Regions from separate parts of the Mus musculus genome. Here region 2 is linked to region 1. The links are chromatin loops, found by intact Hi-C in ENCODE. Cell type or tissue: left cerebral cortex. All regions are shown on one strand.

What was found. Hi-C counts contacts between places; a loop is a spot of excess contacts. Peaks named below come from ENCODE experiments on the same cell type or tissue, not always from the same donor. Only the 100,000 strongest peaks of a DNase experiment are listed, where the experiment ranks them.
Region 2: a loop joins it to region 1, with 6 times the contacts of the local background. A loop is called at or near these places in 3 of 42 quality-filtered maps.

Annotation. Positions count from the first base shown.
Region 1 is chr14:21,498,809-21,503,808 of GRCm38, forward strand. Kat6b (K(lysine) acetyltransferase 6B) reads left to right here and starts at 977. Exons shown (of 17, transcript NM_017479.3): 1 at 977-1,152. In left cerebral cortex, CTCF peaks have their summits at 440 (motif pointing right), 2,185 and 2,415; DNase peaks (open chromatin) are centred at 216, 487, 1,113, 1,860 and 1 more place; H3K4me3 peaks cover 2,944 bases; H3K27ac peaks cover 2,672 bases.
Region 2 is chr14:21,365,285-21,370,284 of GRCm38, forward strand. It overlaps Adk (adenosine kinase), which reads left to right. Exons shown (of 11, transcript NM_134079.4): 8 at 3,787-3,822. Among named protein-coding and RNA genes, the nearest start is that of Gm52152, 51 kb to the right of the region's middle. In left cerebral cortex, no CTCF peak of the experiment used is centred here; DNase peaks (open chromatin) are centred at 2,040 and 4,027; H3K27ac peaks cover 2,899 bases.

The DNA of each region.
Region 1 (5,000 bases):
GGGAAACTTGGCTTTCCCAGGGACATAGGTTTGTTTCCCTTCTTCCCAAAGGTCTGGGAAGAGAAACTGTTCAAACTCTGTTAGGAGGAGCCTTTTCTCAAGTCTACCTTTCTCATACTCTCAAGTATCTCTTACCAGCATCCCACCCAACTCTGGGAAGAGCAGGACGTTTTCTCCAGAGTCCGGAGGGCGCTGCAAGGCATGTGGGCACCTTTAGAGTAGCCTTGCCTGGGCGGCCAGAGGATCCCCCAGCCTCCCTCGTATGGGCCTCAGGAACTCCGGGGGCCCAGGGGAAGCCTGGAAAACCGAACTTCGCCATCAGCTTTCCTTACAGCGCTGGTTGGAGACGAGGGAAGGGCCCCCCAGCGGTCGCCCCCCGCCCAACCCCAATGTTATCCAGCTGCACAGTCCAGGAAGCACCCAGAACGCAGCTCCGAGCTCGCCAGCCTCTCCCGCAGGCCGGGAGAGGGCATCCTGAGGGGCAGCTTCCCTCTCCAGCCTGCGTCTGACATCCCCACTCCCACCCGAGGATGCCTGTCCGCAGTCGCTGAATGTCACTGCTCCCTCTTCCTCCTGATCAGGGTAGAGACAGCTCCTGAGGCATCCCCCACCCCAAAACTGCCGCGGTCGCCCGAGGGTACAAGACCCGGGAGAAGGACGAAGTTTGGGGCCCACGGCGGCGGGAGGGGGGGCGCGTTTAAGAAGACCGCACCTCAGTCCCAGACCTGGCGGACACACTCCCCACCCCAAAACAGCCCAGGCGTCCCCATCCTTTCGGACACCGGCATCCCCGCCCTCCCCTGAGGGCGGTGAGCGGAGCCCCCCGGGGCGGAGGCAGGTACCCCCGGGGCGGAGACTGGGGCGGGCGGGGTCCGGGCTGCGCCCCCGGCCGGGCCAGGCGGGCTAGCGGGCGGCGCGGGGGGAGCGGGGCTGGGCGGCGCTGCCTCGGGCTCTGTGCGCTGCAGCCCGGAGCCGAGGAGGAGGAGGCGGAGGAGGAGAAGGAGGCGGCGGCGGTGGGTCCCGGGCGGGGGGAGCGCGGCGCTGCGGACCCGGGCGGCTGGCAAAGGACGAGGCGGAGGCTGAGGAAGGCAGCGGGGAGACCCGGTCTGCAGCAACAAAGGGCAGCAAGCGATTGGCCGGGCTGGAGGCGAGGTTAGCCGGGGACCGGGGTGGCCGGAGGCAGCGGCGAATAGTGCACGTGCTTGCAGACACGGGCGAGTGCGGAGCCGGGGGTGCACACCCGGTGGGTAGGGGGCTTGCTCCCCCTCCGTATGGGATGGCGAAGAGGCTGCAGTGAGATCGTTCCGCCTGCACCCGGCCTGAGGCTGGCAGGGTAGGGGGTATGTGAAGGGGGTAGGGTGCAAGCCAGGGGGCGGGCGAGTAGTCGCCCGGGACAGGACAGGAGAGAGGGTGGAGGAGGGGGCTGGATGGAACGCTCCGGGCGGCGCGCCCGTCCGCGCGCTCCTCGGCGGGAGCAGGCGACTGAGAACCTCGAATTTTAACTTCGCGTGCCCGCCCGCGCGCGCCCGCCTGCGCCCACCCCTAAATCCTGCGGCCGCCGCCAGCGATCAGCTCTCACACAAACTTTAGCTGCGGGCTAGGGGCTTTGGGGTTGAGTGGGGGAGGGGAGAGGAAAAAAGGCTTCTGATTGGCGTCGTGTACAGCCAATAAGGCCAAGCGCCTCTCCTGCGCCTAGATCCAATCCATTTCTAGAGGTAGAGGGGGCGGGTAGGTGGAAGTAGAGGTGGCGCGGTGTCTGTGAGAGAGAAAAAGGGCTGGACCAATAGGTGCCCGGAAAAGGCGGGCCCCGCGGTCTGTTGATTGGTACTGGCAGTCGACCCTCCCTCGGGGTGGTGCCGGAGGTGGGGGGGGGGAAATGATGGGTCGAGAGGTGTGTCTATGTGGAGGCGAGATGACCGGCAGGAACTTGCCCCAATGGGGGGCAGAGTGTTTAGCGAGCGGGTGACGGACAGACCCGTAGGCCAACGGTTGGCCCTAAGTGTTCGTGCTCTCGTCCAATGGAACGGCGCCGGGGCGGGGCCGCGTCTTGGGTTTAATGAGACTCCATTGGGCTGTAATCAGTGTCATGTCGGATTCATGTCAACGACAACAACAGGGGGACACAAAATGGCGGCGGCTTAGCTCCTACCCCTGGCGGCGGCGGCAGCGGTGGCGGGCGCTACGGCACCTCCTCCAGGCGGCAGCCGTAGCTTCTTTCTCAGGCAGATTCAGCGCCCCCGGCAGGCGCGGTGGTGGTGGCGCGCGGCCAGGTCTGTCACCCACCCCGCGCGTTCCCAGGGGGAGGAGACTAGGCGGGCGGGGGACCGACGGGGGGGTGGCCTGGGACCCTCGACGCCCCTCCCACAGGCCCCTGCGCGAGGGTCACCGCGGGGCCGCTCGGGGTCAGGCTGCCCCTGAGCGTGACGGTAGGGGGCGGGGGAGAGGAGGGAGGAGGAATAAGCTCCGCCCCTGGCCGAGCCTACGGGGCAAGGGGCGGGGCTCAGGAATGGAAGGGCGGGGCAAAGTCGGGAGGGGCGGGGCAGAGGGATTCTAAGGCTTGGGCTGGGAGGGGATTTCTGTGCAAGAGTGAACTGGTAGGATGGATGGAGGGGTCGGACGAGGGCGTGGGCAAGATTAAAAGAACGGGAGATGAGATGGGAAACGGGAGGTGTAGAAACAGGTGTAGAAGGGGGTGTAGGGAGGGGCGAAATTTTGGTGGAAGTGGGAAGGGTACCTAGGACTGTGTGAGGGCTGGTGAAGTGCTGCAGACTGGCGAGATTGCCGTTAACTGGGGACACACTAAGGATGAATTTGGGTGTGGTAAATGAGAGAGTATTGCTGAGTTGGTGTTGGTTCGTCTTGGGGATGGGTTCATGAGGCGGGTACAGTTTCTTTGGTGGAAGAATCAGGCTGAATCCTCATGTTGGCATAGGATAGTGGTTTGCTGGCCCATGGTAAATGAAACATTAAGAAAACAGAAGGAAGGATGGATTAGTTAAGTTTGGGAGATTTTCTAAGGTAGCAGAAGAGACTTTAATGAGCAGGGAATGGAGAGAGGCTGCTTGTAATTTGCAGCAGTATATTAGAACATCTCATCAGGACAGGTGATTCAAAGTTAGGGGAAGGCTGTGGCTGTGAACGAGGGCAGCACTGAGCAATAGGTCTGGGTGCTATAATTTGATGGACTGTGCCCCCAGTCTTCATTGAGCCAAGAAAGGTTATGGAGACTTTAATTTTGATGGCTGGGGTTGTTTGGAGTAAACTTCAAGCCTAGTCTTGAAGGTGTGGCAGGAACAGGGAGAGCATAGAGTGTCCCTAGGAAGAGACATGGATGCTTGCTACCTTGGGCAAGAACATTTGGTATTTTTGAGTTTGGTAGGACTTTGGTTTGGGCACAGTGCAGGGAGTAATGGGACCTGGCAGGGTAAAGGCAGAAGAAGGGCAAATTAGTGACCTGCACCATGGAGGAGTTTGAACAATTGCAGTTGGGAGAAAGAATGTTCATGTGAGAGTAGTGGAAGTTATGAAGGAGCAGTGATAAGGAATTACAGTTGTCAGCAATAGCTAGAGACCCAGTGAACTTGGGGTGGAGATACCAGGAAATTCAAGGGAAAGAGTATGCACAGATTTGTATGGGCAAGAGGTAGAAGTAGCGCATGGGACTTTAGTTGTGTTAGTTCTTTGTACTCCAGTAGTGTGTGCTTGTGCACACACATACATGCAGATGTATGCAAACACATTTTGTGCATTTGATGCATACAAGTGTGCACATCCAGAGGCCAGGGCACGACATAGAATGTCTTCCTCTATCTCTCCCTGCCATATTGCCTTGACATAAAGTCTCTTACGAAGTGGTAGTTGGCCATTTTTGCTAGGCTGGCCGGTCTGCTGTCGAGCTCCTGGAGGCTGCCTGTCTTCACCTGCTCTTGCTGGGACTCCAGGCAGTCTAAACCACGCTCAGCGTTCACCTGGGTGCTGGAGATCCAAACGCAGGACCTCCTGCTTTCCATGCTGTGCCCGCCAAGCCCTCTATCTCTCCAGCCCCAGCGAAGTGGGTGTTTGTAGAAAGTACATTCTTCCTCATACTAGTATACCCTTCATTTCCTGATGCAACTCTAAAATACACTTGACTGCTTGCTTATTAGAAATTTATTATACATGTAGCAGAGTGAATGTGAGCTGTTGTTTTTAAGGAGTAATGGGTAAGGAGCCTGTAATCCTTGGTCATCTTTGGCTTTTGAGGTCAGCCTAGGTAGTAGTTAAAACCCTGTGTTTAAGTAAGCGAAGAAAAACTGAGGAAGGAAAGTTTTAACTTAAAGGAAGAATTTAGGTGACAGGGTCAGCTGAACTTTGACCTTTCGGCTGTACCTGGGCCTCTGGGTGGATGCTGATGATTGTGTTGTGTTAAGGACTAATGAACTACTTGTGGAAACAGGTGGACGCTATCAGAGGTAAGACCTGTGAATAGAAAGTAAACAGGATGGGTGAAGCAGATATGACACTTATTTATCTATTTATTTATAGACAGGGCTTCTTTCTCAGTAGCTTTACAGTCCTGAACAGTCTGACCAACTCACAGAGATTGATTGCCTCTTCCTCCTCAATGCTGGGATTAAAGGTGTGTGCCACCACCGCTGGGCTCTAACAAATGATTATAACATTACTTTTTTCTTTTTTAACAGTTATTGAGTGTGTGTGCGTGCATATGCTCGTGTGTGTATATGTTCATGTGTGTGCTTGTATGAATGCCCACACACATGTGCACTGGTGCAACTTTGGAGTTCTGATTTCTTCACCACGTGGGTTCCAAGGTATCAAACTCAGATTTATCACTAAGTGCATTTACTTATGTGAGCCCTGTCACTGCACCTTTCTTAGACATTTCATTTCCCTGTTAGAAAAGTTTTAACCAAGTGTCTGGCTTGTAGTTTCTAAGCTAGTTTTGTGAGTAATTGGCCTTTGATTTCCACATACAGAGCAATAGCTACATTTGTATCTAG
Region 2 (5,000 bases), 130 kb before region 1:
AGAGAGTTGCACGGCTAAGCACTGCAATGGAAAGGCTCTGCGGCATATATGAGCCTATTCTAGGGAGACATGTCATCTTTCATGAAGGTTCAGTGTCCTAGTTCCCTTCCCCCAGGCAAAACGACACGGGAGCAGGTCAGGGTTGCTCTGGGTAAAAGCCTGTGAGCCTAAGAGCTAATCCTGTACATGGCTCCTTTACCTACACACTGGGGATTTGACCTCTATCTCCACTCTCATTAATATGGGTGGCCTATTTGCTCTTATTAAAAGGAAAGGGGGAGATGTGGGGAGCCGCGCCCACATTCGCCGTTACAAGATGGCGCTGACAGCTGTGTTCTAAGTGGTAAACAAATAATCTGCGCATGTGCCGAGGGTGGTTCTTCACTCCATGTGCTCTGCCTTCCTCGTGACGTCAACTCGGCCGATGGGCTGCAGCCAATCAGGGAGTGACACGTCCTAGGCGAAGGAGAATTCTCCTTAATAGGGACGGGGTTTCGTTTTCTCTCTCTCTTGCTTCTTGCGCTCTTGCTTCTTGCACTCTGGCTCCTGAAGATGTAAGCAATAAAGCTTTGCCGCAGAAGATTCTGGTTTGTTGCGTCTTTCCTGGCCGGTCGTGAGAACGCGTCTAATAACAAAGCACGGTGACACAGCCTAAAATCCCAGCACTTGAGAGATGGAGGCAGGAACAGAGATAGTTCAAAGCCAGCTCAGACAACATACCAAGATTCAGATCAACTTAGGTTGTATAATGTGAGCTCTTGTCTAAAAGAAAAAATACATATATAAGTATATTCTTGCCATTATTCTGTAATTTACCAAGTTACAGTTAATTTATTAGTATATGATCAAAAAAGCTGGCATTAAAAATTAAAACAACATAGCCATGCATGGTGACACACTTCTATGATTCCCCACACTCCAACCTGTGTTATCTAAAAACCTTTTTCATACAAATAGTGTTCCAGATGTGGGATTTAACTTGGTAATGTGGCACTTCTAGCACCTTGAGGGCCTGAGTTCGGTTCCTAGTACTGCTCCTTGCCTCAGTTTAACTACTGCATGGACTTGCAGTCTTTCTGTCATAGAGCAATTTTAATTCCTCAGATTCCTTTTCTTTTAATGACCCTGAAGCCCCCTCACCCCCACCCTGTGTCCTACAATTCACTGTTGCCCAGGCTGGGCATGAAAAGTAGTTCTTAGGGGCTGGGGAGATGGCTTACTTGTTAAAAGTACTTGCTGCTCTTGTAAAGGATTCAGGCTTGGTTCCCAGCACCTACACAGTAGCTCACAACCATTGGTAACTCCAGTTCCAGGGGATCTGATGCCCTCTCTTGATAAGTACAGCTACCAACTATGCACATGGTACACAAATATATATGCAGGCCAAACACTCATACATAAAACAAATAAATCTAAAATAATAGTAAGTGTAGTAGTAGTTTTCACCAGAGCTATTCAGTTGCATTATTCGTCTAAGAATTCATTTACTTAAATTTATGATGGCTTAGAAAACAACACATTGATATCTTTTCAACCTTTCACTTGACTTGATATCTCAGCCAGCAAATATTATTTGTGAACTATAAACATTGTTTTGTAAGGAAATTGAAATGAGAGTAACCTTGCTTACTTGAGCCATTCATCAAGGGTTTGTGGTGTGTGTGTGTGTGTGTGTGTGTGTGTGTGTGTGTGTGTGGTACGCGTGTGCGTGTCATTGTCAACTGTGGCTCACTAGTCAGCCTGCTCTTTCTCTAGTGAATGAGGGGATCAACCCTCAGCTTAAGACTTGCTGTTAACTCCACTGTTGATCTATAATCACGCATTTTGACTTTTCCACACCCCAAAAGTATAGGTTCTCTAAATCTGTTATTAGTATAGTGGACCATAAGTACATGCATGTATTTCCTAATTAGTATTTCCCTCAACATGGAGGAACTGTCCACATTTATTTTAAAGGCACTGGCTGTACTTTCTGCCTTACATGGTTTGGTGCAGCAGTCGTTCTAGTTGAGTTGGATCTGCTCACCACTTGGGCTCAAATCCCATTCTTCTATTAATATCTCTTGGCAAAGATAATTTTGGAGGAATGTGAGTTAAGATGTAGAGACTCTTGACAGTTGTCTGCAATTTTTTTCACTTTCAAGAGGGAAGTAGAAATGAAAAGTAATATTGCCTCCATTTTCTATGATTCCTAAAATTAAAATGTATGCACGAGCTAAACAGTGAAAGCGTAAGGACTTAGTTACATAGATATGGGTGGGTTTTTTTGGTTTGGGGTGGTTTGTTTTGTTTTGTCTTTCAGTAGCCTGTTAGAAAAGCATTAGCATATGGCATAATGTTCATTAAATTGTGCTCATACATGTATATGTATAAAGGCTAGAAGAACTTTGTGTATTAAAATTTTTAAACATTCTTTTAGGTGTTAACTTTTCTAACCTTTTCCTCTTAGACAAAAGCCAGGCACGGTGACCCAAACCTTTAATCTCAGCACTTGGAAGACAGAAGCAGGTGGATCTATACAAGTTTGTGGCTAGTCTTGCCTGCATAGCATTTCCTGGCCAGCCAGGGCTATATAGCAAGACCCCAGGAGGGTGGGGTTGAGGGGTATAGAGAGTGGAAGCATTCGCCCCGTATATCTTAGACCTAGGTTCCAGTGTTTTGTCAAGTTCGCTTCCTTTTGTTCTCGCAGAGTATTCCAAGTTACAGATTTTGTATGTGGCTTTTTACCCTTAAATACTCCTGGACACAGCCCTAAAAGTTAAAGACAATTTCCTTGTCACACTGATCATTCCTAATATCAAACTGACGATTCCTTCTATCCTCTGATTTTCAGATTACCTCTGTTGAAACATCTTTCACAGCTGGTTTGGTTTAAAATAAGATGCAGTCATATGCTGGTTTTGTTCATTTCCCTTCCCAGTTTATCTTTGAGGCTGCCATTAGTTAAAGAAACATTACTAGTTGCTTTGTAAATGTGCCCGCCTTACAGATTCGTTCACTTTCTCCTTTAATTGTTCCTCTCTTTTTCTCATAAATACAAGTTATTGAACTAAACTTTTGGTTAATTGGTGCGAAGATATTTTGGCTAGACTACATCCTGGTTGATACCGTGAACTCCATTCTCCATATCTGGGGCACAGGATATTTGGCAATCCCACTATGAGGGATGCTAGTGGATAGGACTGACCACAGGCTTACAATGATGACAGCTTGGTCCCTTCCATTATAAAGTTTCACTTTGCTCCCCGTGGCCAGCATGTAATCTGTGCTGCTTTGATTCCATGGGAAGAACCGGTTCCCTGTCATCCTATCACTCAATGACTCTAACAACCCACTGGTGACCCCTGTCTCTATAAATTTCATCATGGGGTTGGGAAATAATTGTTTCCAGCATCTATATATCTATTAGTAGGCATTCTCATCTCCAGAAGAGCTTCCTGAAAAGTACTCTTTTAATTACACGTGTAACCACCAGCCTGGTCCTTGGGTTTCAAGTGAATGCCTTTCCTTTCTGAGTGAGGTCAGAACACCTGAACTCATTGGCAGCCACTGTAAAAACACATAGCATCTTCCCTGTCCTGGCGTGTGAAGTGTGTTGACACCATGTGGCCCATTGTTTTTCATGCCAAGACAAAAAGGAAATATTTTGGGGTAAAAATAAAAATTAATCTATGTGAGTATCTTGAGATAATTGTGTAAAAAGAAGACTGAATGAGTTTCAGAATGAATTATTTCTTCATTATCTGGCACTTTATAATTAACTGTCCTTTTTTTTTTTTTTTTCAGGAAGCTGCCACTTTTGCTAGAGAGCAAGGCTTTGAGGTGAGTTAACCCACAATTGCACACTAAACAGATCCTAAAGGTTTTTTCTAGCTGATAATGAAGTTCTTTTGGACAGTGATTGATGTGCTATTATACTCTCAGAGCCTCGCTGCAGTTGCCATGGAAACTTGGCAGTCGTCATGGTTTCTTTGTTCTGCCAGCACAGTGTTATGACGCACTCTGCTAGGTCTGCACCCAACATCGCCTACAGATGTTATTTATTGAATTTTGAAAAGCCTCTTGGGAAGCCAAGAGGTTGGGCACAGTTTCAAGCTGCCTCTGCAGATATGGGGCCTGTCAGTTTGTTCAGTTAAAAAGCTACCTCATTAGCTGCATTACATTTCATAAGAATTCCGTGCTGCAGCAGTGTTAGGGCAAGACAGAATAGTGAGCTATAATGTCACTTAAATAAGTTCAACCCTATCGCCCGTAAATTATCGTTATGCAAATAAATCTCCAAAGGTTGTACTTACCAGTTGTTAGGGCTGATTAATTTCTATCCTGCTTATGAGCTTCTTATTTGAGTCCTGTCTCCCTTTCATCTTTTAAAAAATAACATCAGATAATTTTTTGTAAGGAAAATATTGATAATTAGCCTTAATTTTCTGGTCTCCGTTCTGTTTACCTACTAGAAGGACAATCTTGTCAAGATTCAAAACTCCATGTGGTCGTTGTTGGCAAAATCAAGATACAGTCAAGACCGTGTTTCTGTCTGCATAATACTATCTTCTAATTGACTGTTAGAAAACACTAACTTCAGTATGAACCCAGGTTAAGTGACAGATAATTAACTGGGTTTATGAATCTTTGATGGCTGTGGTACTGAGCCAGAACAATGTCAACTGTTCTGTTTTATACATCAACTTGTAATATTGACTAGAGAAACTTTTTAAAATTATATTATTTATTTGTTAGGAGGGCACTTGCCTGACACAGTATATGTGTGACGCTCAGAGGAGAACTTGCTGAAATCAGTTCTATCCCTTCCTCCATGTGGGTGTGGGTATTGAACTCAGGTCGTCTGGTTTGGCAGCAAGCACCTTTATCGGCTGAGCCACCCCACTCATGTAACTATAGAAATAAATGTAATTGAGATTTAGTAACTCCACCCTTATTTGCATACTCAATATTGTGTACCACACATAGAAACTGTGAGTTGAATGTTGATTGAACAATAC